3 separate regions of the Homo sapiens genome follow, and regions 2 and 3 are each linked to region 1. Evidence: chromatin loops called from intact Hi-C (ENCODE). Cell type or tissue: chondrocyte. All regions are shown on one strand. Each heading gives the region's core, and the rest is flanking DNA. Links, peaks and the distances in the headings are about the cores only.

Evidence for each region. A loop is a pair of places that touch in the nucleus more often than their neighbours do. Peaks named below come from ENCODE experiments on the same cell type or tissue, not always from the same donor. Only the 100,000 strongest peaks of a DNase experiment are listed, where the experiment ranks them.
Region 2: a loop joins it to region 1, with 4 times the contacts of the local background. A loop is called at or near these places in 3 of 110 quality-filtered maps.
Region 3: it touches region 1 in a loop (6-fold over the local background); 2 of 110 quality-filtered maps call a loop at or near these places.

The regions. Positions count from the first base shown.
Region 1 is chr1:119,363,683-119,372,267 of GRCh38, reverse strand. HAO2 (hydroxyacid oxidase 2) reads right to left here and starts at 3,483. Exons shown (of 8, transcript NM_016527.4): 1 at 3,366-3,483. HAO2-IT1 (HAO2 intronic transcript 1) reads right to left here and starts at 3,322. Exons shown (of 2, transcript NR_046780.1): 1 at 3,260-3,322; 2 at 1,937-2,184. In chondrocyte, for the core only: CTCF peaks have their summits at 4,364 and 4,580 (motif pointing right); no DNase peak of the experiment used is centred there.
Region 2 is chr1:119,004,722-119,013,306 of GRCh38, reverse strand. No RefSeq gene overlaps it. Among named protein-coding and RNA genes, the nearest start is that of TBX15, 21 kb to the right of the region's middle. In chondrocyte, for the core only: CTCF peaks have their summits at 4,241 and 4,440 (motif pointing right); no DNase peak of the experiment used is centred there.
Region 3 is chr1:118,219,315-118,227,899 of GRCh38, reverse strand. No RefSeq gene overlaps it. Among named protein-coding and RNA genes, the nearest start is that of SPAG17, 38 kb to the right of the region's middle. In chondrocyte, for the core only: CTCF peaks have their summits at 4,152 and 4,363 (motif pointing left); no DNase peak of the experiment used is centred there.

The DNA of each region.
Region 1 (8,585 bases), core at 192-8,191:
ATCAGTTGCATATACAAGAAATTTTTAAAAATGATTTATTACACAGTTTTCTTAGTTTTCAGTTTTGGTTAATGACCAGCAATACAATAACATTGCTTTACAGTAATTTGCATTGCAAATATGCCAGATCTTCTGCTATTTTGTGTATCAAGTGGGTATTTTCAGTCACCTGGGAATCCAACCGCTATTTTAATAGCATTCTTTTGTGGGAAAATCTGTTCTGAGTTTCAAACAAATGCCCTCCAAGTAGAGTTTTGGAACCCAGCCATATTGTAAACTGTGTGCTGTCCATAGAGCGTTGAACATAGTTTAGGGCATACTGGGAGACATTGATCCAAATGTTTATATAGTGTTTTGAAAGATAAGGACTTTCTTATTCTTTCAAACAGTGGAATAATTTGATTATGCAAAGAGCCCTGGAGGCAGCATGATGGTTCCTTAATATGAATAATAATAACGACAATAATATTGCAACCATTTTTCAAGTACTCCATGATGTACCATGCACTGTGTAAATTGCTTTACATGCATGACTGTTTTAATCCTTGTGGAAATGTTCAACACAAATATTATCATCCCCATTTCACGGGTGAGAAACCTGAAGTTCAAGAGGTTAAAATACTTTGTTCAATATTACATATCTAGTAATGTGTCACGATTCCAGTGGCCTGGCTCTTAAGCACTATAGAAAGAAGAAAATGGGCACAGCCAAGTGTGGTTTATGGAATGACAGAGTTGGCACGGACCTTAGAGGATTAAAATGTCATGGACATATGCAACTTTGCTTTCTTCCCTCAAAAAATCATAACTCAATCAGAAAGTTAAAAAAAATCTTAATTATTCAGCCAATCACTAAAAAATAACTTCTTATGTTTAAATCTGTCTTAACAGTCTACAGAGCACTCTTCTATACGTTATTCCATTTGGTGCTTACAACAATCCAGTGGGCAATCAGAGAGTGTATGTATGAGCCCCATGTTATAGATAAAAACATTAAAGCTCGGATAATTCACGTGAGTATCCAAGCTAATGCAACAGAAATGGCAAAGCCTGACCTGGAATCCTTCTGACTTGTTTCCAATGTCTTTGAGCCAGTATGGAGTGTTACTGGTATGGGGGAGACATTTAAGTCTCTGTTCTGAATGGTCAGAGAGTTGCATAAAATGAGCTTGGTCAATTCCCACAAAATCCAGGCCATTGGGAAAGGAGTTCTATGTGACACTGTGAGATCACTGCACCTGCCTCTTCATCTGCTCAACAAGGATAGAATGTGCAAAACAGACATCAGAATTCACACAAAGCTCCAAAACAGGCTCTGACGTCTACTCTGTCCACTAGTGACTTCAGGTCTTGCAGGTGTACCTATATCTCACAGTGGCAATCACTGGGTTGTAGCAGGAGAGAGAGGAGAAAAGGCAGAGCAGTTGGGGATGGAAGAGCCCAGCTATGGAGTGCAGTTTTTTCTCTCTTTGCCTTCCTCCTGGCTTCTCTGTCTACGGCAACTACCCAGACTGTGTTTCTGAAGGCCATTGCTTTCCACCGATCAACTGTGCCCAAGGAACTAATGACTGAGGGAGTCAGTGGAGTAGAGAAGACAGACTATATTATAAGCTTTGGCACTTGGCAAACATAGGCTGAAATCTCAGCTCTACTACTGGCTCACCACGGTTCTGTGCAAAATTTATTTGTTAAAGGAGAATATTAACATCCATCCCATAGGGCTGCCATGAGGACTAAGCAGTATGGCCCCTTTGAAATTTCTAGAACAGTGCCTTGTATAGACTAGATTGTTAATAAAGGCAGCTCCATGTTCATTATTCCTCCTGTTGATGACATGTGTGATTTCATCTGAGGCTCTGGAAGTGGAAAGCTGCTTCAGGATTTGAGTATTTCTGTCATAGTATAATTTAAACCCTCTGTCAGATTTACTCATTAGTTTATCCAAGAAGGTTTATTGACACACACTCTCAGCCAGGGTGGCGGAGGCATATACTGCTCCCCACATGCTTAACATTTCGCTGTTGCTTAAATACAGGCATGGCTCTGTGACTAGTTCTTCTGGCCAATGGCCTGGGAGTGGGAATAGCAGGTGTGAATTCTAGGCCAAGGATTGAAGAGCTGGTATGTGACCCTCCAGCTTTGTTTCCTCCTCTACAGCGATCCTCCATCCTCAAGAAGGCAAAGCTGTAAGAGAAAGGCCACTTGGATTCCCAAAACGCCATTTGGAAAAGGGTAGCCCTGGAGATCAGCTGATATTGTGTAAGGAAGAAATAAATATTTATGTGTTATCTCACTAAGTTGTTAAGGTTTATTCTTTACTATAACATAGCCTGATTTAACATAATATATCAAAGTATTATGCTAAACACTAGAGATATGGGGGGGGACCTTTATCACATCAGTTTCTGCTCTCAAGAAGCTTACAGTCGAAGAAGACAGACTTTCATAGCTCATCATTTGATAGCTGATACGATTTAGAGTACAACAGGAGTCCCTTTGAGGGGAGAGTTACCTGGGAATTTGGCAATATTCCCATTACCTCTCAAATGATATACCACAAGTGATGTTCCACTCAATCTATTCTAGACAAGCTCCAATTCTCATCTATCTTTAAATTAGGTTATTACTGTCTATCTCATAGGGATCTTGTGAGAATTGAAGGATCTTGTAAAATGCAGAATATAGTAGTAGTTAAGAATAAAAGTTTGCGGATTTTGCTTCCTGCTAATGGACGCTTTATTCTGTTCCATTGATCTGTTATCTATCTTTATACCAGTACCTCCCTGTCTTCATTAGCGTTCTTGGCAGTTCTCCGCAGGTTGATCTGTAGATTCAACTTAACACAATCAGAGGCTCTTCATTAGTGGGACTTTGTAACCCATTTGTTCCAAATAAGCTTATTGCTCAAAGGAACTACATTGTTTGAGACACATTAACTTCTTTACTTTTTTAGGAGCATAGCCATGTCACTGTTTTCTTTTGCTTGTGGCCGGGAAGCAGTGGTCAGAATACTAAATATATCCCTGAAGGCAATAGCAATACCTTTTAGGTTTTCAGAACGCTGTCAAGTGAAAACATTTTAACCCATTTTTCCTCCTATGGACACCCACGAATATTCCACCATACAATTCTAAGACTCAACTTCCTAGACTTAACCTTCTCTGTCTGTATCCTTTTTGAAACCAAATCTTCCTTTGCCCATGCCCTCTGAGTTCCCTAACACCTGTCTCCCTAGGACCATCTTTGCCAAGGTCCTTGCCTTGCAAACTCATAGTTGGCTTCCACGATATCTTCCATTCCCATCCTATCTGGCACTTCATCACCCTTCTCAGTTCCAAGCACACAGAACACACTCAATGACAAACCTTATTCTAATGTCTTCCAGTCCTCAGGGAAAGAAGTGTTTAGACGCAGCCACTCAAAGCCTGGCTCACTGCCGGAGGTGTTAGGAAACACACCACATCACTACCCACAGTTCAGGCTAAAGAAGAGGCTGAAGTCTCAAAGTTAATCTTTTAATGAAAACATCCAGCTTAGCAGTAAATAAGCAACTAGGCCAGAGCAAGGTTGACTTTGAAAGAATTTTGCTGACTTTGCAAATTTACTTCAAAATTAAGTGAAGTTTATTACAAAATTAAACTTCAAAGTGAAGTTGTAATTTCCTACCTGAAATCACCCATTCCCTACCTCTAAATTCAAACTTGATGTTGTCCTCTGCTCATCACAGATTGTTAGAGGTAGGGAGTGGATGATTTCAGGTAGGAAATTACAAAAGTCCCCGGGTTGGAGGAGGGGCTTTTTGTGGTGATGGGGTTGGGGTGGGAGAAGAGCAAGCACAGCCTGGGAGCCCATGGGCAGGACAGCAGTGGGGACCCAGGCCAGGACGGTCCGAGCTTTGGGGATTTTGGAGGGTGCATAGTGTAGAGCCCTCCCTGCCCACAGAACTGTTCTGGGGAAGTAATTATGTCTAGATTAATATGGGAGTCAGGGAGAACCAGTGAAATTTTTGAGTGGAAAATTATTCAGGAATGTAGAAGAAATGCTAGGAAAAGCAAACTTAAAAGTACATGGAAAAATAGAATTAATTTCTCCAGAAGAGTTCTGTAGGGGTCCCAGAAAGGTCACTAATTTGTCCAGGTCTGTTCGTCTCCACTCCTCCCCCAGCTCTTGCCACTGCTCCTTAGTATTGCCACAGCTCACGTGTGTGATGCGCTTACGACGTGCCAGACACACTACACGCATTACTTCATTTGATCTTCACGGAAGGTCAATCTTTTCAAGATTGTCTCTTTTTCAGAAGAGAAAATGAGATTAACGAACATGCCCAAAGCCTTTCAGCAGTAAAGAGCAGAATTGGGATTTGAACCTAGCCTGTAGCCAACACACGGAGCAGAGGAGGCCGAAATCCTGAGCTGTACCGATGACCATAGCAGTGGGGTTTGCCTTTCCTTTAGAACCTGTAGTTAGAGAGCAAAATGATGAATTTACCACTGACTTGTCATACCATCTCCACTCAAGGCTCATTGGCTATTTATTTGGAGGGTAATCCCTACCTGCTATCTAGCCACTAGAGGACAGTATTACCTCAAAAATGCTTTCAAAAGTAGCCAAAATCTGGGTTCTGGAAATTTCTTTTCCATAGCAATTTTCACAATCTCCATAATCAGCCTCTAGGCCATGTCCTCGGTCAGCTCTCACAACACCTGGCCTGCTCACAGTCCCCTGATCCAGACCCTCCCTTGCTGTTTTCCAGACTCCGACTCTGTCTCTCCCTTCCAGAAGGAAGCCTGGTGATGAGCACACACTGGAACATGGTGCTCAAGCTCCAAACTGCAGCCACTCACTCACTAACATCCACATGTTACTTAAATTCTCTGTGCCTCAGTTTCCTCATAATACCTCCCACACTGTAATGAGAAGTAAGTGAGTTAATACTTAAAAGATGCTGGCAGTAGATAGAAAGAACAGTAGAGCTTCTCATGAGAGATTCTCAAGTTTGAAATAATGACCTTCTTGGAGACCTTTTAAATCTGATGATTGCACTGAGTTAAAGAACATCATCTCTACAAGGTAACACACTCTAATATCAGCCTCTAATGTTTGCACCTAAGTGAACTAATCTCAAATAGGGGATATAGGGCCACAGGCAGAGCTATTTGAGGCAGCATTTTTGCAGCACCTCTTGAATTCCAGAGAATGGGTCCATGGATAAGACAGACCAGCTTTGGACCCACCAGCAGGCTTGGAGAATGTTTCAGGATGAGGTTATGAAAAGATATTGGTTTTATTCAGGTGGTCATAGGGTACCCATTGAGCAATATGCCTGCTTATTTTGGATGAAGAGAAATGTCGGGTCATTCTTGAGCTGTCATGACCTAGTCTCTTAGAAAGCAAATGTAGTTTCACAGTAGAATAGAATGCCAAAATTCTTCTTAATGGAGGGGATTAAAAACATGCTAAGTCCTCCTGATCACTGTGGTCCTGTCCTAATCCAGCCATCTATTTTTCCTGAGGTAATTCTGGAAGTCAGGATGAGCCCAGGACTTTGCAGTCTGTGCTCAAGCCCATCAGGGTTAAAGATGAACACTTTGGTGCTGTGGTCAGGTTAATATTAGGTTGGTGCAAAAGTAACCGTGGTTTTGCTATTGAAAGTAATTAATGCAAACTTGGGTCATTGCAAACTGAAGCCAAACCAGTCATAGATGGCTAAGTCAAACTAAAGACAGTTTGCGTATTTCTGCAGCCACCAAGCCCCTTATAGGCTGTGAACCTCTTTGTAATGGCTACCCGGTGGATGGGGGCAGCTCTGCAGAGTCAGTTACTGGAAGAGATGGGAAGAAAACCTGAAAGAGAGCCTGCTGAAGACCTTAGTCCAAGGCCAATGACTTCTGTCATAGGGCTGCATTGTTTGTGTTCGCTTTATAGGGTCTAAAGTAGGAAGGAAGTGTGTCCCTCTAGCTGCTGAGCTTGCTACATAGATCAGATCTGACTGGAGGAAGCGGGGTTTCTGGATGTGAAGATGAGTTAGGTAGCTAGAGCTGGGATTGTACACCTTCCCAAGATCATGGAGAAAGTCAGTTGCTGGGCACAGGAAAAACAATCAGGATTTCAGAATCTGCTGGGTATCCGGGGTTGAGGACATGGGTGCCTATGTGTGAAATGCTGTGGGATCCACTGTCAACAGCCTGTTGATGTGAGAGTCCCTGGCATCTTGGAGACAGTGTGTATTCTTCAAGGCATTTATGTTGATCCAGGATCAAACACAACTTACTGTGAGTTAGGTGGCTTCAGCAGGAGAGAAAGTTTCTTCTACTCAGAAAGCAACAATGTGCTCCCTAAAGTCACCTAATATTGTAACATCCTCTGTGCTCAGACACTCAGCACCCTGTGCCGAGCAATGATAAGGCATGTAAACGGCCTAGCATTGCCCTTAGTACCAATAAATGCTCAAGAAATGGTTGCATTATTTTCAATAATAGTAATTAATAACACTTACAGAGCATTTACTATGTGCCAAGCAGTGTATTAAGGGTTTAGCAGTTCTTCACTCATTAGGTGGGGATCATTTTTATCTCTGTTTTACAGATATGGAGGTGGAGGCCAGGCATTCCGGAATTCAAAGCCAGGCATTCTGGCCCCAGAGTCCACATTTAACTATTGTGCTTTTAATTAATACTGCAAAGAGTTGCCAATAGGAGACCAGAGGAGGGCAAGATGGCTTCTGGCTAGGGTGACCAGGGAACACTGCCAGAATGACAGATATTTCAGCTGGCCCTTTCACATAAATTGAACTATATTTTCTTCTACTAGCCCTAGTCCTTGGGTCTGAAACTGAGCCCACAGGTCCTGCTGTTACATGAACTGGGGTATGGGTATATAGCCAAGGCCTCAGGCCTGCTGAACCAAGAGTTTATTCAGCAGGGAGTGGGAAGCCAGTAGTTAAGCTGGTAAGGAACTCTTCAAGACTCTCTGAGTCTTCAAGAAAGTTCTAACAGCCCACTGGGGGACTTTTGCCTCTGCCTACATCAAAACACATTTTTTAAAAAGCTTCTGCTTTGTACTTGCTGTTCCTTCATTCTGGAACATACTAATCATTCCTCATCCTTAGGACTCAGTTGATGTGTTTCTCCATCCATGAAACCTTCCTCAGTGCCACTGGGCAGAGCTGGCTGTGTGTGTGTGTGTGTGTGTGTGTGTGTGTGTGAGAGAGAGAGAGAGAGAGAGAGAGAGAGAGGGAGAAACTTGTCACACGGTATTGCGGCTTGTCATTACAGTGTGGCTTTTTCAGGACTTTGAGTTCCTTGAGGCCAGGAGCCATGTTGTATTCATTCTTGAATCCCACTGCCCGGCCCAGAGCCTGGTACATAGTAGGTGCATGATGATTGTTTATTGTGGAATTAGAGAACAGATTTTAAAACTTGAATTCTCAAAGAAGGAGGGGCAGGATGCAGTCAGCATTACTCATTCCCATCTCTGCCCAGTCTCACCCTGCTCTCTCTGCTTTCTACCATGGTCTCCTCTGGAAGGGTATGGCCAACTTAATGCAAAGGTCAGGGCATCTTTGGTTCTTGGACTGATGTTTACATTTTTGAACTCTCAAGGACGTTGACATATCCAGCAGCTGAACTCCAAGTGAGCACACCAGCTTATGTTGGTACAATCAGCTTCACTGGGGGTAGCTTTATTATATTATAAAAGTCTAGTGAGACCCTCAGTCCCTTCCTCATATGGGCACCACTGACTCCCATTTAGAGCCTAATATGGTTTAGCTGTGTCCTCACCCAAATCTCAACTTGAATTGTATCTCCCAGAATTCCCAACAACCCAAGGTTGCATTAATTACTTTTAATGGCAAAACCACTGTTACTTTTGCACCAACCTAATATTAACCTATTGTGGGAGGGACCCATGGGGAGGTAATTGAATCATGGGGCCAGTCTTTCCTGTGCTATTCTCATGATAGTCAATAAGTCTCATGAGATCTGATGGATTTATCAGAGTTTCTGCTTTTGCTTCTTCCTCATTTTCTCTTGCTGCCCGCATGTAAGAAGAAGTGCCTTTTGCCTCCCGCCATGATCCTGAGGACTCCCCAGCCATGTGGAACTGTAAGTCCAATTAAACCTCTTTTCTTCCCAGTCTCGGATATGACTTTATCAACAGCATGAAAATAGACTAATACAATAAATAGGTGCCAGTAGAGTGGAGCATTATTGAAAAGATACCCAAACATCTGGAAGCGACTTTGGAACTGGGTAACAGGCAGAGATTGGAACAGTTTGGAGGGCTCAGAAGAAGACAGGAAAATGTGGGAACTTCCTAGAGACTTGTTGAATAGCTTTACCCAAAATGCTGATAGCAATATGGACAATAAGGTCCAGGCTGAGGTGGTCTCAGGTGGAGATGAGGAACTTGTTGGGAACTCAAGTAAAGGTGACTGTTGTTATGTTTTAACAGAGAGACGAGTGGCATTTTGCCCCTGCCCTAGAGATTTGTGGAACTTTGAAATTGAGAGAGATGATTTAGGGTATCTTGTGGAAGAAATTTCTAAGCAGCAAAGCGTTCAAAAGGTGACTTGGGTATTGTTA
Region 2 (8,585 bases), core at 215-8,214, 360 kb after region 1:
GAAAGACATTAATCTGCCTTAAATACTTAATCACGTCTTAAAGGCCCCAACTCCCAACACCATTACATTGGCAATTAAATTTCAACATGAGTTTAGGAGGGGAGAAACCACATCCAAACCATAGCAGTTACTTTTTAGAATGAGAAAAATAATTGCATATTTGGATGGGAGTGATCCAGTAGAGAGGGTGACTTTGATGATTGAGAAGTTAGAAAGGACAATTACTGGAGCAATGTCCTTGAGTAAGTATGAAGGAATGGGATCCAACCTGTTCACATGTAGACAGGATTTGGATGGGAGACCAGAGAAGAGAGAAGGAATATATAGACACAGAAGCAGATGGATTTTTACATGTGGTTAAAAAAAAAAAAAAAGCATGAAGAAGTTCTCTTGTTGCTTCAATTTTATCAGTGAAATAGGAATCAAGGTCCTCAGCAGAGGACTGGGATGAGGGAGGATGTGTTGGAAGTTTAAGGAGAGAGGAGTAGGAGGTGTGAAATAGTCATCTAGGGAAGAGGGAAATGTAGTAGAACTGCCAGGCAGCATTTAAGGGCTCTCTTGATGCTAAGGAACATGAATTTACAATGAGAGCAGTCAGCTCAGTTGATTGTTTTGTTCCAACCACATTCCATTGTGTGGGTGTAGGTGGAGACAGAATGTAGATAGAATTGGATTTAACCTAGAGCTGGGCTTCGCCAGGTGATTGAAACAACGGACAAAGAGGTAAACGACCTGAGTACATGTGCCAGATGCCAGGGTGTGAGTAAGGGTCATGGCATTCACCCAGGGCAAGGCGGGAAGTGAGGATGTGAGGAGTGTGGAGATGTTGAACGATGATAAAAATCAGTTGATTGAAGGTCCTGGTGGTGTCAACAAATTGAGGGAGTGAACTGGAAAGAGAGGCAATGTTGGTCAGAGCTTGAAATTAAGATTATGGGGGTTCAACTCTTGGTAATGACAAAGATCGAGATATGGCCCAAGGAATGACTGTTGATATAGAGTGGAAAACATAATCTCTGGAAGACAGAAGGTCAAGAGTCTACGGTATTATAAGATCATTTACTTCAACATGAAACCACAAAAACTATGCTGGGAGAAGCACTAGAGACAATGATAATGATCCAGGAATAAAATCTTCAAGAAATGAGGGAGAGTGGTCTTGGGAGTCTGTAGACTGATAGCATCATTTCCAAAACCTGGGGCAGCAGGGAAATTAGGGAGAAGAAAGGGATAACAACCTAGAAGTATCAATAAGGAGCAAAGAGGACAATTTCTCTACCTCCAGCTGCCAGTATTTTGTGTAGGCTGGAGCACAAGATTCCCCACAATTCCAGCACCAGCTAGGTAGCAGGCCTGAGCTGAGTCGTGAGTGCGGAGTTTTTCCGTGGTCAGCACTTTGGAAGATTATGTTGGGGGCATTCAGAAACCTGTGGTTGGCCATGTGGCTGTAATTTCTTAAACTACAAATGCTCTTTCATCATTTATGTCATCAGTAAACTTTCATAATTCCACTGTTTAGCCCTACTAGTCTGAATTCTAGTCAAACACATTCATTTTTGTTTTTTTTTGTTGTTGTTGTATTTGAGAGGGAAGATGAGTAAGGAAGGGACTTACAGCTAGTCTAATTCTTCTTGAAAACTTCCTTAGAATATCTCAGAAACTTCCAGATAGGGCTGCTGTCCTAGAACAAGCTCTCTCTCAAGTAAGGAAACCCGGAATATCTGGGGCTGCCCAGGTAGACACAATCCCTCTAGGAATCTGCTGTGATTTCCTTTGGCAGCTTTGTTCCCAAGGTCTGCAACCACTGGCCCACAGTTGCTTTAGGCCACCATTTTGCTTGCTGTGTGTTCCATCTCAGTAATACCACTAAAATGACACCATTTTTCTAGGCAAAGATACTATTCTGCTCTGGATACTCCCAGCTTTTAGAGTTAATTCCTCAGCATGAGCAGCTTTGATTTCCCAGAGCGCACCCACATTAGCCAGCAAGAAGAAAAGAGCATTGAAGTAAGTGATGATGCAGAATCCCTCAAGTCATTTCCAAAAGAGGCATTCCAGAAATGTTTTGAGCAATCATTTTTATAAGCTATAGAATCCCAGGGTAATTTCTTAGAGGAACAACTCTCATTTGTTATAAATTCCGGGGTTTTAAAAGATACATCAGCCCCATTACTCTCTACACAATTTCAATCCTTTAATTCTTTAAAATTTCTTACCTGATCAAAAGGAAGAGCCCTGCCTAGTTACAGTTGCTATTCACCATTATAGGTAGCGTGTATGGCTGAGATAGAAAATACTTCTGATTTTGTGGATTTTGGATCAAACCCAGCATTGTGTGCCTTCTAATTTAGTCAACATTCAATTCAGCTATAGGGGGTTTTTAACATGCTAAAGCAGAAATGTAGTAAATAATCAAAAGGTGAAATAGTCATTACTAAGAAGGCCAGCATTCCATATTATGCTTTACATCCTAGGTGCAAGGTGCTACTTAGATGGCAATTCAAGAACGCAGAAGTCATTCTAGTTGGAAAGCCATAACTTGATCTCCAGTGCCTATGTTTGTGATGGGGAAATTTTCAACGAAAAACACAAAAGAGGAGAAAATAGAATGCTCCTTGAAAACATATTCTATGTCTTATTACACAGTCTGGCACAGGCACATAAGCCTACATGATGCCTTGGCTCCTATGGGAAAATCCAATTGATTGGCATTCCTTTTCCAAAAAATATAACCTTCTGTGAAGATATATTAAGGTTGTCTCTTTCCTGATTCTCTCTGGCCAAGCAGAATACATTTATAGGAAAGGATGTCATGGATGTGCTTGGAATAAGGCCAAACTAGTGCCCCAGTGGATAGAACCTCTGTGATGATCTCATTAGTATCCACACGAACTGACTGCTAACCAGTCATCACAGCTTATGACAGTGCAGCTCAACTCATCCCCTTTTCTGTGCATTCATATCCTAATAAGGTAAGATCAGGAGGGAAAAGTGGTAGTTCTGGAGAGAATGTGGGCAGGAAGAGATATGACCCAATCAAAGGAGGAGTCTGAACAAAAATTTTCCTACCCCTGGACCACTATTACCCATCTACAGGGATACTTGGCACTATCCAAGGGGATACCTGCACATTAACTTCCACTTAACATGTTCCATCTTAAGCTGAATCTTCCCCTTCACCATACTCTAAGATGATTAATCAATGTACCCAGCAATATGCAAGATGTTGTATATAATGAAAGTATTAACATTGAGTCTCTGATCTCATGTTACAGTTCAGTGGGGGAGACAAAATTTAAACTGATTAAACATAGTGCCTCACGATTTAGCAGAAATGGTCTTGCTTTGTAGGACACACATTAGTGCAAGAAACTTGTCATTTTTTAACTAAATGGAGTTAAATTACCAATCCTGTTTGTGCTCCTTTGCTTTACATTTCTCAAACATTCAACCAACAATTATTTGTTGCATGCTGCCTGTTATAAGCAAGGCACTATACTGAACTCAAGAAAAACCATGATAAACATGTAATATTCCAAGGATATTAGTATTGATTAGTAACCCTCCCACACCAAATTCAGCGTGGCATTCTAAACAAATACTTTTTTAAAATATGATTTTAATCTTCTCTTTCCCCTTCTGGTGCGCATTTTCAATCCTAGTACAAAAGCACTGAAAGTATTTTGGTGGAGTGACATGCAAAAAAAACAAAAACAAAAACAAGTTTGTGGTGTAAAAGAATAAACGGTATTAGCACTCTCTTCTGCCCCTGGAAACATGAGGACTCTCTGACTGCTCTGGGGGTTCCCGTTCTTTTGGAAGCCCTCAGCTGGTCTTCAGCAGCAGTGATGACATTAAGGAAAATTGCATTCTGCTGCAGAATTCAGTCCCTTCATCTTTCTCCTTTCTCTAGAGCATGAAGCTAGGGGCCCATAAAGGATCCAATATCAAAAGGAAGAGGGTAATACCACTACATGGAGAAGAAAAAAATAATAATTACCAAATTTCCTGAATAGTAAACAGCTTTTAAAAAGAAGAAAAAGCTGAACCCTTTGATAGCTTGGCCCTTGGTCTGCCCGTGAATGCCTTAAGGATTATATCATCAGACTGACTCCAGCAGCCCGCGCTATTGTTTCAGAAAGAGGAAACTAGAAAGAAGGAAAAGAAGAAGAAAAGGGGATGGGTGGGAGCATGTCTGCCTTTTGGGGAGGAGAGCGTTTGATTTTTGGAAGTGCAGTTATCAAATGTAAGGCTAGAAAGACAAATTGAACAAATTCTCAGTGTCTGTGGGCAGGAGGTTTCTGGGGCCATTTTTTCCTTTTGGGGGGATTAACATAGCCTTTGGATTCAATAACTTTTCTATCACAGATGAAATTAGCTCCGAAGAGAAATAAGCGACCTGAGATTGCCCAGAAATGTTATTCCTGAAAACCATCACCTGGGGGCAGTCTTGGGACTGTTAATTTCCTCTACCTCACTGGTAGATAATTCACTACTTTTTTTCAACGATGTAGTGTTTCTTTATCTGTGGTTGAGGAGTGAGAAAAATGGGCAAGAGAAAAGGAGGCTTAGGCACTAGAACTTTCACTCTCCTCAACCAGCCAGGAAGCGACCCCATGTGAATGCGCAGGACGTTCTTGAAGTCGCAGAAGTTTTCCTTTGGAGCTCTGAAGCGGAGAGCCTCGAAAGCTGGAGGCGGAGGGGTGAGGCCGTACACACTAACTGGTCCACCGACCCTTAAGATCTCCGCGCCGGATGAGATCGAGAAGCCGGGATTCCCAGATCCCAGGAACTAAAGGAGACCTCACCTCCACCCCCACCCCGCACCACTGCACACACACGCCCGGGAGTTCCTGGCCCGCCGCGCCGGGCCAGCCCCTCTGTTCTGAGACCCTTGTCTCCCGCCCACTACCCCGCGGAGCCTTGTCAGCAAAGGAAGACAGGGCGTGGGCCCCGCTAGGGCCCATGTTTAATAGCTCACGAATTCCGGTCGAGGAAACGGAGGCTTCGGCGCTCAGGCCTCCCCTAGGTCTAGCTGCGGCCACAGTTATAAGCTCTGGTTCATAACCAAGAGCGCTTGGTGGTTCTCTCCCGGTGCGTTTCCCGGCCCGAATCTGGGCATCCCCGGGGACCTCACCTTGGGGTGAATCAGAGCTTACCCCCAGGCCACGGAAGCCGACCCAGGCGGCCTGCCTCCTCCTTGGGCCGGGCCGGGGCCGCCGGGCTGCTAGGCGCGTGGCAGCGAAGCTGGATACGGGCTCACTGTCCGCACCCTGCGCAGTCAGGGCCACCAGGCTACCTCAACCCTTCGTGGTGCTTCCCATTCCAAATTAGCATTGAGAGCCCGTGTGACCTTCGCGTGCCAGCGGATAGAATCTGCGAAAGGGAAGCAGACAGTGGCCTTTCCCGTTTCCTGGGCTGTGCGCGGGTGTGCTGGGCCCAAGCGCCCTCTGGGCGTCGGGGCTTCGCCTTGTCCCGTGTGCCTGCGCGGGGCCCGAGCAGCGGCCAGGGCCAGCAGTCAGGCGTGCGAGCCGGAGTACAGGCTCCCGAGAGCAGGGAGGCCGAACAAAGCCAGGTCCCGCTCCACAGAACAGCAGTGGAGGAACACTTCTCCTTCCTCCCCCACAGGGCCACCCCGTCAAAGAACAAGACACCCTCAAAAGTCGGGAAGGGACACTTCCTGAGGGACAAAACGTCAGGCAGAGAACTCAGAGTTCTTCGAAGGGCTTGGCCTCGGCGTTAACCACGACCCGGTCCCGGGAGCCTTGGGCCCAGTCCCCACGCCCAGTGGGCGCCGCACCAGCCGTGCGACAGGAGCCTGGATGCCCAGGAGGCGGCTCCAGGGAACTCACGCGCCGCCCGTTTCTCCGAAGGTTGTGCCTACGGGGCAGGCCTTCCTAGGAAAGAAGGGAAGGGCCGTCGATTTTCAGAATCTAAATATGTTGAATTCAAAACAGCATGGTTTTCCCCTTCTAGAAGACGGAAAAGAGGGTAATACCCGGGTTGGGGTAGACGGGGACACTCAGCCGCTCTTCATCTCCAAGCCCCTAGAAATAAGGCGAGGTTGCCTTTTTGCCACATCGCCGGCTGCCGAACCCACCCGCGAGTCCGGCTCACCTGGGGAGGTAACGCGGCCAGGTTACAGGGGACGATCCCCAGTTCAAAAACCTCGTCAAAGGTCCCCGCGCGTCCCGGAGCGCGTGAATTCACCGGCAGCGTCAGGTCCGAAGTGGCCCACGGACCGAGCGGCGCGTTTGGGCGCAGAGCGGGCTTTCTAGAGGACCTTGGCCAGGGATCTGCCCCGCGGCTCTCCCTCCCCGCAGCCCCACCTTGCTCCGAGCGGCGGCTGCCCGCCCGCCCCGACAAAGGCAGGCGCAGCAGCGGGTCTGCGTCTTAACATCGCAGAGTCGCTGGAGTGGCGCAAGACGCCCTCCTCTTCGTCAGGTGCGGACGGAGCTTCACACGGAGGCTCTACTCTCCTCCAAGACACGAAGAACGTGCAGAGCTGCGAGGTGTGTGTTGGCACCGCCCGCTTCCTGCGCTACAACGGCGGGCGGCTGTAGTCCCTTTCCCGCCTGGCTCCGGCGCGCCGACAGCCTCCCTGCCTCCCCACTGGCGGCAACACTGCGGGCCCGGCTGCTGAGCTCAAGCCTGGTGAAAAAGCTCGCGGCCAGGGCTTTCCCTGAGTCGTACGCAGCCGCCAGATTAGATAATTTAGAGATCCGACGCCACGGGGATATGCGCCTGTCTCTCCCGCACAGGTGCAGTGGAAACGATCATACGCGGTTAAGATTGAGGCTACGTTCCCAAAGACTAAATGGAAAAACAAGAGCGATGTTAGTAAAGGGAAAACCCGTTTGCTTCACCAGTTTAAGGTGAATGTGAAAATGTTTTCAACTTGATAGAGCTAGATGTTTTTTTCTGCTCTCTACTTCACTAGACAGAGCTAGGACGAATGGGCCATTAGGGAGGTAGTGTGCAGTTTTATAATGTCCTCTTCATCCTTAGAAGAAAAGTCTGCAGTTCGCAGTGCCCTCTCCTTGCTGCCTTAGCATTAAGAGAATTGTTATTTACTTCGGCCGCGGGTGCTGGGAGAGCTTGAACGCAGCGGCATCTGGATGAGTTCGGGTGGCATTCAACTGCGACCCCTTACCTTTGCCCCCAAGGCTTCTCGTGCCATTAATTTCCACTGCAGTCTATGGCTGGATTTTCTATTACTTAGGTTATTTTGCCTTCCTCTCCACTCCTTTGTTCTGTACTCACCAATTAGACCCCCAAAATACAGAATCCCAATATTGGTGTACCTCTCTTTTCTTGGCCTGGATTCAAAGTCGCCGTCCAGGAATGTGCTTGTACCTACAGATTCCTATGCTAAGGCTGCTGAGCGTCTTCCACTAGCTCCGCTAGGGAGAGAGTCTGAGCATTTCATACCGTGAAGTATGGATTGGATTTTACCGACTATTCCATGAAGCCACAGGCAACTGGGTCATTTGCTGCTACAAGGCTGGGATAGTGTCTGCTGGCCTGGTTACACGGATATAGCAGATAAGTTGGTAAGGGCACATGAAAATGACTGTTAAAAAGCTAAGTGACTGGTCAGTTAGGAAGAATAAGTTCAAGAGACCTATTGTATCACATGGTGACTGTTGTTAGCAATTTTCAAGAATGTATTGTTTTCATGAAAATTGCTAATAGATTTTAGATGTTCTCACCACACACACCAAAAAAAGTATGTGAGGTAATGCATGATAATTAGCTCAATTTAGCCATTCTACAACGTACACATATTTCAAAACAACATATACATGGTAAATATATATCATTTTTGTCAAATAAAATTTTTTAAACTAAGTGATATTTTGAGTCTACTTGTGGAGTTACTGAATTTCAAAAGTAAGGAAAACTAAATCCACCCTCCCCACTCCATCCTACTTTTTTTCTAGGTATGATTACATTCTATGTAAGTAAATTTGTATAGTCATGTGTATATTTGTGTATACATGTGCCTGTGTGTGTATATACTGTTGAAGTGTACACTTATGGAAATTGCCTTAAGTCAGTCTCTTCAATGCCATAGTCATTGAAAAGAAATCCATTGGTTGCCCGGTTATTTCCAAACTCCTTAGAATGATTCTGGAAGAGGAACAGACTTTAGGAATGGAAAGCATTATTTTAAAAGGATTTAACATATTTTGCTTCTCAGCATTATCCCCAAAGGTAGTAGGCTGGAAGTTGGAGCTCAAGGCTATTCCCCCTCCACTTCCACAACTGCACAAAAGGAAAAGTGTGAACTCCTAGGGCACCAGCAGACTTGTTGCCACCTCTGGCATTGACCCAAAGTGTGTGTGTATCCTGAAGTCTGAGTCCCATCACTCAGAGTTCTGAGTTGTGTCACAAACCCGCTATGAAGCCAAATTGGAGTTTGCTGGTTGAATGTGTACTCGGACACAACACACACACACAGACACAGACACAGACACAGACACAGACACACTCATACACATATTTACAAAAGAGAGCCTAGCAAAATGCCCTGTTTATGGTAGACATTCAATGATTATTTGCTGAGGGAATGCATGAACTTA
Region 3 (8,585 bases), core at 299-8,298, 1.1 Mb after region 1:
CCCAAGTGAGGTTGAAAGTTTGCCCTAGACCCTGTAGGACATCTATATACTAGCAGGATCATCTGAAAACTTCCCCAGGTCTACCTTGATCTGCTTTAAATCGGAGAGGGAGAAGGGGACATGTACGCGGGTTGGGCCAAATTCCACCCCCCCAAACAGCTTGAAGGGGATATAACTGATAGCCCGGGGGGTTTTGTGGTCCCTTGGAGATTTCTTTCCTTGTTTCCTTCTTGGTGGGGGAGATTAGAGGAGGCTTATCACTAATAGGAAGAGGAATTGTAAGGAGGCTAGGATGTGGAGGTAAGCTGAGATGTCCTCCTGTGGGATGTAAATTGTAAGCTTTGCATAGTTGTGGATTATCCTTCAATGAAAAGAAAGCTTGGACATAAGGTATTTCACTCCATTTGCCTTCCCACTTACAGAAAAGGTCAAGCTGCAGGATAGTGTTATAATTTATACTTCCCTCAGGTGACCATTTTTCCCCATCAGAGAGAGAATATTGGGGCCAGGCCAAAGGGCAGAAAAAATAAGCTGCTTCTTTTTCAGGATTTGTGGGTCATTGGTCCCAATGGCTTAGGATGCATTTCAAGGGTTAGCCTGTTGATGCCTGAGTGTTTCCCATCTGAAAGAAAAAAACACCCATGTTTTTTTTGTTGTTGTTTTTTCCCTGCCCAAGAACCTGCAATGGTCCCTGGACCCTGCTGTTCAGAATAGTTGCACTCACCGAAGCAGCAGCAGAAACACTAGTTTTCCTCCTAGACCACAAAGAGGACTGAGGAAGGTCAGATTTAGTGGCCCTTACCAATGCTTTCTCAAAAACCTGCACCTTTGCCTTTCCTCTTAGACCACAAAGAGGACCAAGAAAAATCGGATTTAGTGGCCCTTACAGATGCATTCTCGAAAACCTGTTAGAGTCCTAAACGTTCTCTCCTGTTAGTATTGGGACCTTACCCTTGTCCTATAAAGATGATATGCCTTGAAATGGAGTGGAGAGCCATACCTGAGGGAGGGAAGGGATCAGGGTTGAAAGAGTGACACCTTTTGTCCTCACTTCTCACCATATGAATAGGAAGGATGTCTACCCCAATTTTGGAGTCTATAATTTCTGAGGCTCCCCATACCCTAGCATTGGGAATAGACTTTGTTAGGCCTGCTAGTCTGAGGAGGAATCCTAAAATTCCAGATAGTCCCCCTACTGACAAGGCTTTGGGCAAAAATTATGTCTTTCTGATTGGCGAGGCTGAGTGCCTAAAGAAGGGAACAGGGTCTGGAAATTTATACTAGAAATCATTCTTATAGGAGAAACTAGAAAAGCACCAGAGACAGGGAGTGTTTTTTAGAAGCAAGACTAGCCTCAGAAAAGAGAAGCAGGAGGAAGTTTGTCTGACAGGCTTTAGGACCCAGGAGGCAAGGGTCAGGAAAAATAGGATAGATGGACAAATCTTGTTTGAGACACGTAACTTTGAGAGTTCTGCTCATGGCTGTAGGGCCAACCAACTTTTTATCAGGACCCCAGAGCTGAATGGCTTTCCTCTTGGTCTACCCTCAGCTCAGCCTGGAAGTACAGAAAAAGTGGAAGCTGGTTCCAGGCAAGCCAACACTCCCAACTCTGAAAAGTTGGGGGTTGTTACAGAGCCCTTTCCCAGAAAGCCTGACACCCATGTCTTTAGTCCAGCAGCCATGCTAGTCACTTTTAACTGGCCGACAGGTGCCCGGTGGTTAGCCCCTGAATTCTAAGTAAAAAAAGACAGAATAGCAAGTGAAAGGGGTCCAATGGGACTCACCGCATGGTGATATCCTAGACAAGCCCCTAAGATGTGTCCAGAGTTGGTTCCTTCCAGTGAGTTGTGGTCTCTCTGACTTCAAGAATGAAGCCGTGGACCTTCATGGTGAGTGTTACAGCTCTTAAAGGCGGCATGGACCCAAAGAGTGAGCAGCATCAAGATTTATTGTGAAGAGCAAAAGAACAAAGCTTCCACAGCTTGGAAGGGGACCTGAACGGATTTCCACTGCTGGCTTGGGTGGCCAGCTTTATTCCCTATTTGTCCCCTCCCGTGTTCCATTTCTGTCCTATCAGAATGCCCTTTTATCAATCCTCTCTGTGATTGGCTACTTTTGGGATCCTGCTGATTGGTGTGTTTTACAGAGCGCTGATTGTTGCATTTTACAGAGCACTGATTGGTGCGTTTTACAGAGCACTGATTGGTGCATTTTAAAGAGCACTGATTTGTGCACTTTACAATCCTCTTGCTAGCTACAGAGCACTGATTGGTGCATTATTACAGAGCACTGATTGGTGCGTTTTTACAACCCTCTTGTAAGACAGAAAAGTTCTCCAAGTCCTCACTGGTATGTTCCTGTGGTAGGTCTTGGAGCAAAAGTTCATGATGTGCGTCTCCACACGTTGGTTGCTCTGTCCTTCTGAGCATGAACTGCAAGGTAGTACTGCCTCCTATCCTCCATCTTAATCCAGTGGGGATTATTTTTAATGTGGCTTATCAATTTTATTTATTGCCATTCTTTGATGTTCCCATAAACATTATGATTGCCTGCCAGGAAATTATACTCAAAATAGGCTTATGGGCACTTAGAATAGTGCCGAGGAAAAAATGATAATTAATAGTACTGAGCTAAAGGTAAGCCTTTATCCCTTTCCAAATGTGAGGCATAGATGTCCTAGTTGGTTTTTTTTATTTTTTAAAGATAACATTCAAATGTTGCTACCTTTCTGCTGAATTACTTGAGTAGAACCACTTCAGCAACTTGTATGTGCATGTGTGTGTGTGTGTGCATGTGTGTGTGTGTGCATGTGTGTGTTCATGTGAAACATTCAACTAATGCTCAAGCAGCCCTTACAGTGCTTGGAACTTACAAATGAAAGCTTTCCTCTAGGAAGCATCTCTCAGGGAAATAGGTGCAAGAGGAATACTGATATTTTAACCTTTGCCTCACCTTAAATTTTCAGCAAAGCACAGTGTTACTTCCTTTTAGTGCTAATTTTGGAGTAGTTACTATTTGTCTTCCTTATATCCTGCTTGATATTTTCCTTCTACAGTTGGGAATTAGGGATTCCAAACACCAGGAGGAGAGGAAAAGCTTCTATTCTCCTCCAACATTGTACTCGAGAACAGACCTCTCTGAATGTAGCTAGATTCTGCAAACTTCCCTAGCATCCAACTTCCTCCTCCAAAAAAAGGAAAACAATACAGTTATGTATTTATTTATTATGTTTACTTATTTGAGACAGGGTCCTGCTCTGTCACCCAGGATGGAGTGCAATGGAGCAATCTTCAGTCACTGCAACCTCCACCTCCCTCTTGGGTTCAGGTGATCATCCCGCCTCAGCCTCCCAAGTAGCTGGGACTACAGGCACACACCACCACATCTGGCTAATTTTTGTATTTTTTGTGGAGACTGGGTTTTGCCATGTTGCCAAGGCTGGTCTCAAATTCCTGGACTCAAGGGATCTGCTCACCTCAACCTTCCAAAGTACTGAGATTATTGGCATAAGCCACCATGCCCAGCAGTTACTTAGATGCTTATTTTATGTTCTTGCATATCCTGCTAAAATATAAACTCACCGAGAGCAAAAGACACATATTAGTGTTTTGTAAGCATCCCCCATTCCTCCACCACCCTCAGAATATGCTTAACAAATATGTTTGGAATTCAATCTGCATTAAACTGCTGATCTATCAATAAAGAATCCATCCTCATTCTTATCTCCTTGAAGAAAGGAAGGCAAATCTATACAGCAAAAAATGGATCAAACCAAGGATCCTCACAAGACCTTGGCTCTTAGAGCTTCTAGAATCAGCTATTGAACAACTATCAACTTAAGTGGATAGCTGATGCATAAACAGTTAAGAGAACCGCAGGTATTCAAATATTCCCAATGCAGGTATTTGAATGATGTTGTTAATTGTCCCAAGTGTGCATTTTTAATAGCATATACTCATACATATACAAACACAATGAATATACATAGTTTTTATTCCCTCAAACCCAGGGAAACAGATTACTGTGAATCTACTACTCTAATCTCTCACCTGTGGTCACTTGGTGGCCACAAACACCTGTTCTTCTCTAGGTCTCACTGAAAATATCTACAAGTGGTGGAACTGAGATTTACAGCTATCAACCTTGACAGTTTAGTCACCAATAAAAGCAGCTCCTCTATGCCCCACACTCACTCCACCCCAGGCTGAGTCCATCAAAGGTGCTGTGTATTTCATGCAAATTTCCATGACAGCAGCTCTATGTGGTCCACGCATAGTTTGCCTGAGCAAGGGACAGAAGGTCTATCCTCTTCCTCCCAATGAGCTGATCCTATTTCTCCTAACAACTGGTATGGGGCTGCCCCCTGGAGGTTTAAGAAAGCCTGTTCCCTTCAAGGCAGGCTAGAGGGTCTAACTAGAGGCATTTCAGATGTTGAAACTGGCAGACATCATCTGACCACCTAATCCAACCTTTCAGAAATGAGGATATCCAAGTTCAAACATAGGGAATCAACATGCGCAGATGCAATACTTTTCAAAGAGCCCACCGAGCAATGTGATCACCAGGAAACTAACTTACTGCAGCTTTTTAAAACTAGGGAAAGTGGCCTTACATTACCTACTTAAGATCCAGATTGTTCAGGGAGTTCGTTTCTTGATAGCATTTGTTGAACATCTACTGTAGATAAGACCATGACCTCCAAATGTGTATATATGCTATGCCTAGAAAAGCCATTATGTTTGGATATCAGTGATTTTCTCCAGCTGGCAGGATAATAATTGATTTCTGTTTTCTCTGAGAGAATCAATGAAGAAAAAGAAAAGGAAAAGAAAGCACACTATTGGAATCCTAGGAGGCAGATTCCAGTTCTTCTTAACTGGTGAGTTTGAAACCAACACAAGCATTAAAGAGAAAGGAAAAAAAAAAAGGCATTGGCCTGTAACTGGTGCATATAAGATTCTTGTGCTCCCCTATAGAGGGAAAAAATGATTTAAGATTTGTTATCATTTCTAAGCAACAACATACTCTTGAACTCATTTTGAAATAGCTACAACTCTATTTTTTTAAGATGTAAGTTGCTGGACTTTATTGCACATTGACTTAAACTGAAAGTTGTCCAAATGCCTTTGAATAAGAGATTTAAAGATGAGGGCCATACCACTTTCAGAGGGAGACTTTCCTTCTCAGTGGAACTAAGCGGTATTTCCAAAATATCTGGCTGGATCTTAAAAGTCATTCATGACAGGTGATAATTGATTACATATTGAGTTTTGCCAGAAACTCTAATGTCATTGGCATATAGAGACATAGCATTAACACAGTGTGTATGTGCAGAGGACTGGAACACAAATAGAAGGCTTCATAAATTAAATTTAATGTTTCGTAGCTCTTCTTTAAACAAAGTAGGTGTGGAAATTATTTTAAGTTAAAATTTATTTCTGTGCAAAACAAAAATCAGTCTCTAAGTGTATATGGGGAATAAGAAAGCAGAATTTAAGGTCAAGTGTAACACTAATTGAACGTTAAAAGAAAGAAAATATGTTTTAATATTTAAAAGAGTCAAATATTGAAATTTCAAATAATTTCAAACATGGGCTACACATAAAATAATAATAAGATAATTATGACAATAACAATTACACATGCACATACCATTCAATAGAAAAATTGTCAGAGGGTGACTTTTGATTGGATAAATTGATCCATGCAATTCACCTGAAACTTAATATCATCATTTCTATTTTATTGAAAGGTCAAATGTCTCCTGTCATTCAGAAAAATTTCTGCTAATATGCCTAAAAAGAGAAGAATTTGGAGATAGATAAGGTAACTCAGTGAGTTAGAGTAAAATTAAACTCTCACATTTAAGACCATTGCAATTCATTTAAAACATCTTCAATTGCATTCTGCCTTTTAGAACAGAAGTGACAAACCAACTGACCATGGGTCAAATTAGGCCCAGACTAGCTTTATGAAGCCTACACAATAAATTTTGTTTTGTTTTGCTGTTGTAATTTTTGTTGTTCCTTTTTAAGACTTTTTCAACAGCCTTACAAAGACTATATACTTTATCAATTTATCCACAGGCTAACTATTGTCATATCCAGGCAAATTCACATATTTATAATAACTGGTTTCTATGTGCATTTTTGTTTGTTTTTATTTTGCTTTGTTTTGATGTCTGCTCCAGAGCAGTTTATTTCTTAAACTGCCAGCTCCGATTCATTTGAGGCTGTGAAATATATTCAGTGGTTCCTGGATCAGCATTGTTTTCCACAAACTAGAATAGAGTAGAAATTAGCAGAGCATCACAGGTATAAAGGTAAGCCTTATTTTCAAAAACTGTCACCTCGTGTGTGTGTGTGTGTGTGTGTGTGTGTGTGTGTGTGTGTGTGCATATGCACATAGATTATATACATAAGGGAAAATGCAATTCTTACACTGGCCAATAGTCCACAAAGCCTAGAAAACACCGTTCTAAAGAGTCTTAGAGGGATTAAGATATTCCTTAAGATTATATTCAGATTATGTTTTAAAAAAGAAAAGAAAAGAAAGAAATGCAAATTGAATGCTGGCTCAAGTGAGCTCAGAAAAGTCTTAAAAGAGCTTTTTACTGTAAAGTCACTACTATCGCAGGATTTAAAATTTTTAAGTCATTGACATAGATCCAAATACAGACAAGGAAAATGTTTACCTTTGTAACATATCAGCTCTCACTTAATGATTTATGGTAGCAAAGAAAACACATCTGGAACCTTGGAGAGAAAAAAAAGTCTTCAGATACATCAAATATTTTAAAGTGGCAAAGGATAGTTGCTCGAGAGTTTGTAATAGTAAAACATTTTATAATAATTTTAAAAACTGATTATACCTTCCACAGATTATACATTCTACAAATTATATTATTCCACAAATATAGTACAGATTATATTCAGTCCACAAACATTTATTTTCTACTACTACATAGGCCAAGAATTTTTCAAACTCTTCTGCCTTCAAGGAGCTTATATTTATAAAGCTTGGGATACATTCTTAAAATATTTAATTGTCTACAAAATCCTTTAGCCTTTTCTCTTCTCCAATTTAAGTTCTACCCACTTTCTCTTTACCTTCCCTATCAATTCTCTCTTGGTCACCATGGCTAAAAGTGAAGAACTACTTCTCTTACTTCCTGCCTAGGCCACCCATTTAGCAGTTATTGCATGAGACTTTGTGGCACTTCTTCTATTGCTTTAATAAATAGCATTTAAATCTTGTTGATAAGCACAAAAATCCCTAAGTATTTGCAATATTTTCCTTCCCTTCCCTTCTAAGGAGGATTCTTTGTTACACTGCTTGCCTGTTGAGTCCTAATGTGCTGAGCAGAGTAACAAGACAAGATGCAGAACTCAAAAAGGGGACAGAATGCTATAGACTAAGTTACATAAGAAAAAGCATTACTGTATTCTGACAATAAGAGAAAAAAATCCAAAAAGTGGGGGAAAGGAGTTGCAAAAGAGGGAATGATGATGAATTAATTAGGAAATCCAGTTTGTCTAGAGTTTGGTTGAGATAAGTAAAGGAGTTTTTTGGAAGTTTTCTGAATGTTAGGAAATTTCTCCTTTGCTACCTGTTCAAGAGACCTTCGGGGAAGGCTTTTTATTACATTTCAATACTTTTTACAGTCATATTTGTGGGGTTTTTAGCTACTGCACTGTGGCTCTAGGCACTCCAAATTTACTTGGGTTGTAACTATATTACTTAACACTTTTGAGAACTGTGCTCAGCCTTCCCAGTTAGTTTGTGACGTTTGAAGAAGGGGTTTTAGACTCTTTTTGCTGGCCCATGACACTCAACTTGTAGGATTCACACTTTTTTTCCTCTGTGGTGAAGGTTCAGGGCATTCGAAGGTAATTCTCAACCTACCCAGAGTACAGGGTTTTGGCCTTTGACACCTGTAAAATCATCTGGGAAAAGACTGATCATACCTACATATTTGTTGCTTAACTTGCCTATAAGTATTTCAGAAGAAAGAATCTATAAAAGTCAACAAAAATATAATAGAGAAATTACTTACAGCAGCCGGCACACTATCCTTTCCTACCTTGCAATATGTCAAAGAAAATTCATATATTTAGATTTATTATCCATAAATCTTTTTAGTATTCTGTCCCATTCTCTAAACTCAATCTTGAAGACCAACCTCTTATATAACATCAAACAGAATCATTCTTGGAATAAGGCTCTCTGCATTAAAAAGTGGCATGTCACATGATCCTTCTAACACTGCAATCCCATGTAATAGCACAAAACATGTCAGTCACCACATGTAACCTATGAGTTCAGGAACAATAATCTATCGAGTATGTGCAATGCTATGTGAGAAAATCTCAGAGAGATGCTCTTATCATATTTTAGGAAACCATTCTCTAGCAAACAGAACCAAAAACACTTGATATTTTGTGTCTTAAATCCATCTTCTACTGAAGGACTTTACCAATATAAACATTAACTGTATACTTTGTAATCATTTATTGTTATGATAATATTTACTGCTTTTAGGATCTCTTCTTAGATGAATTGACATCTCTAAACAACTAATTCCA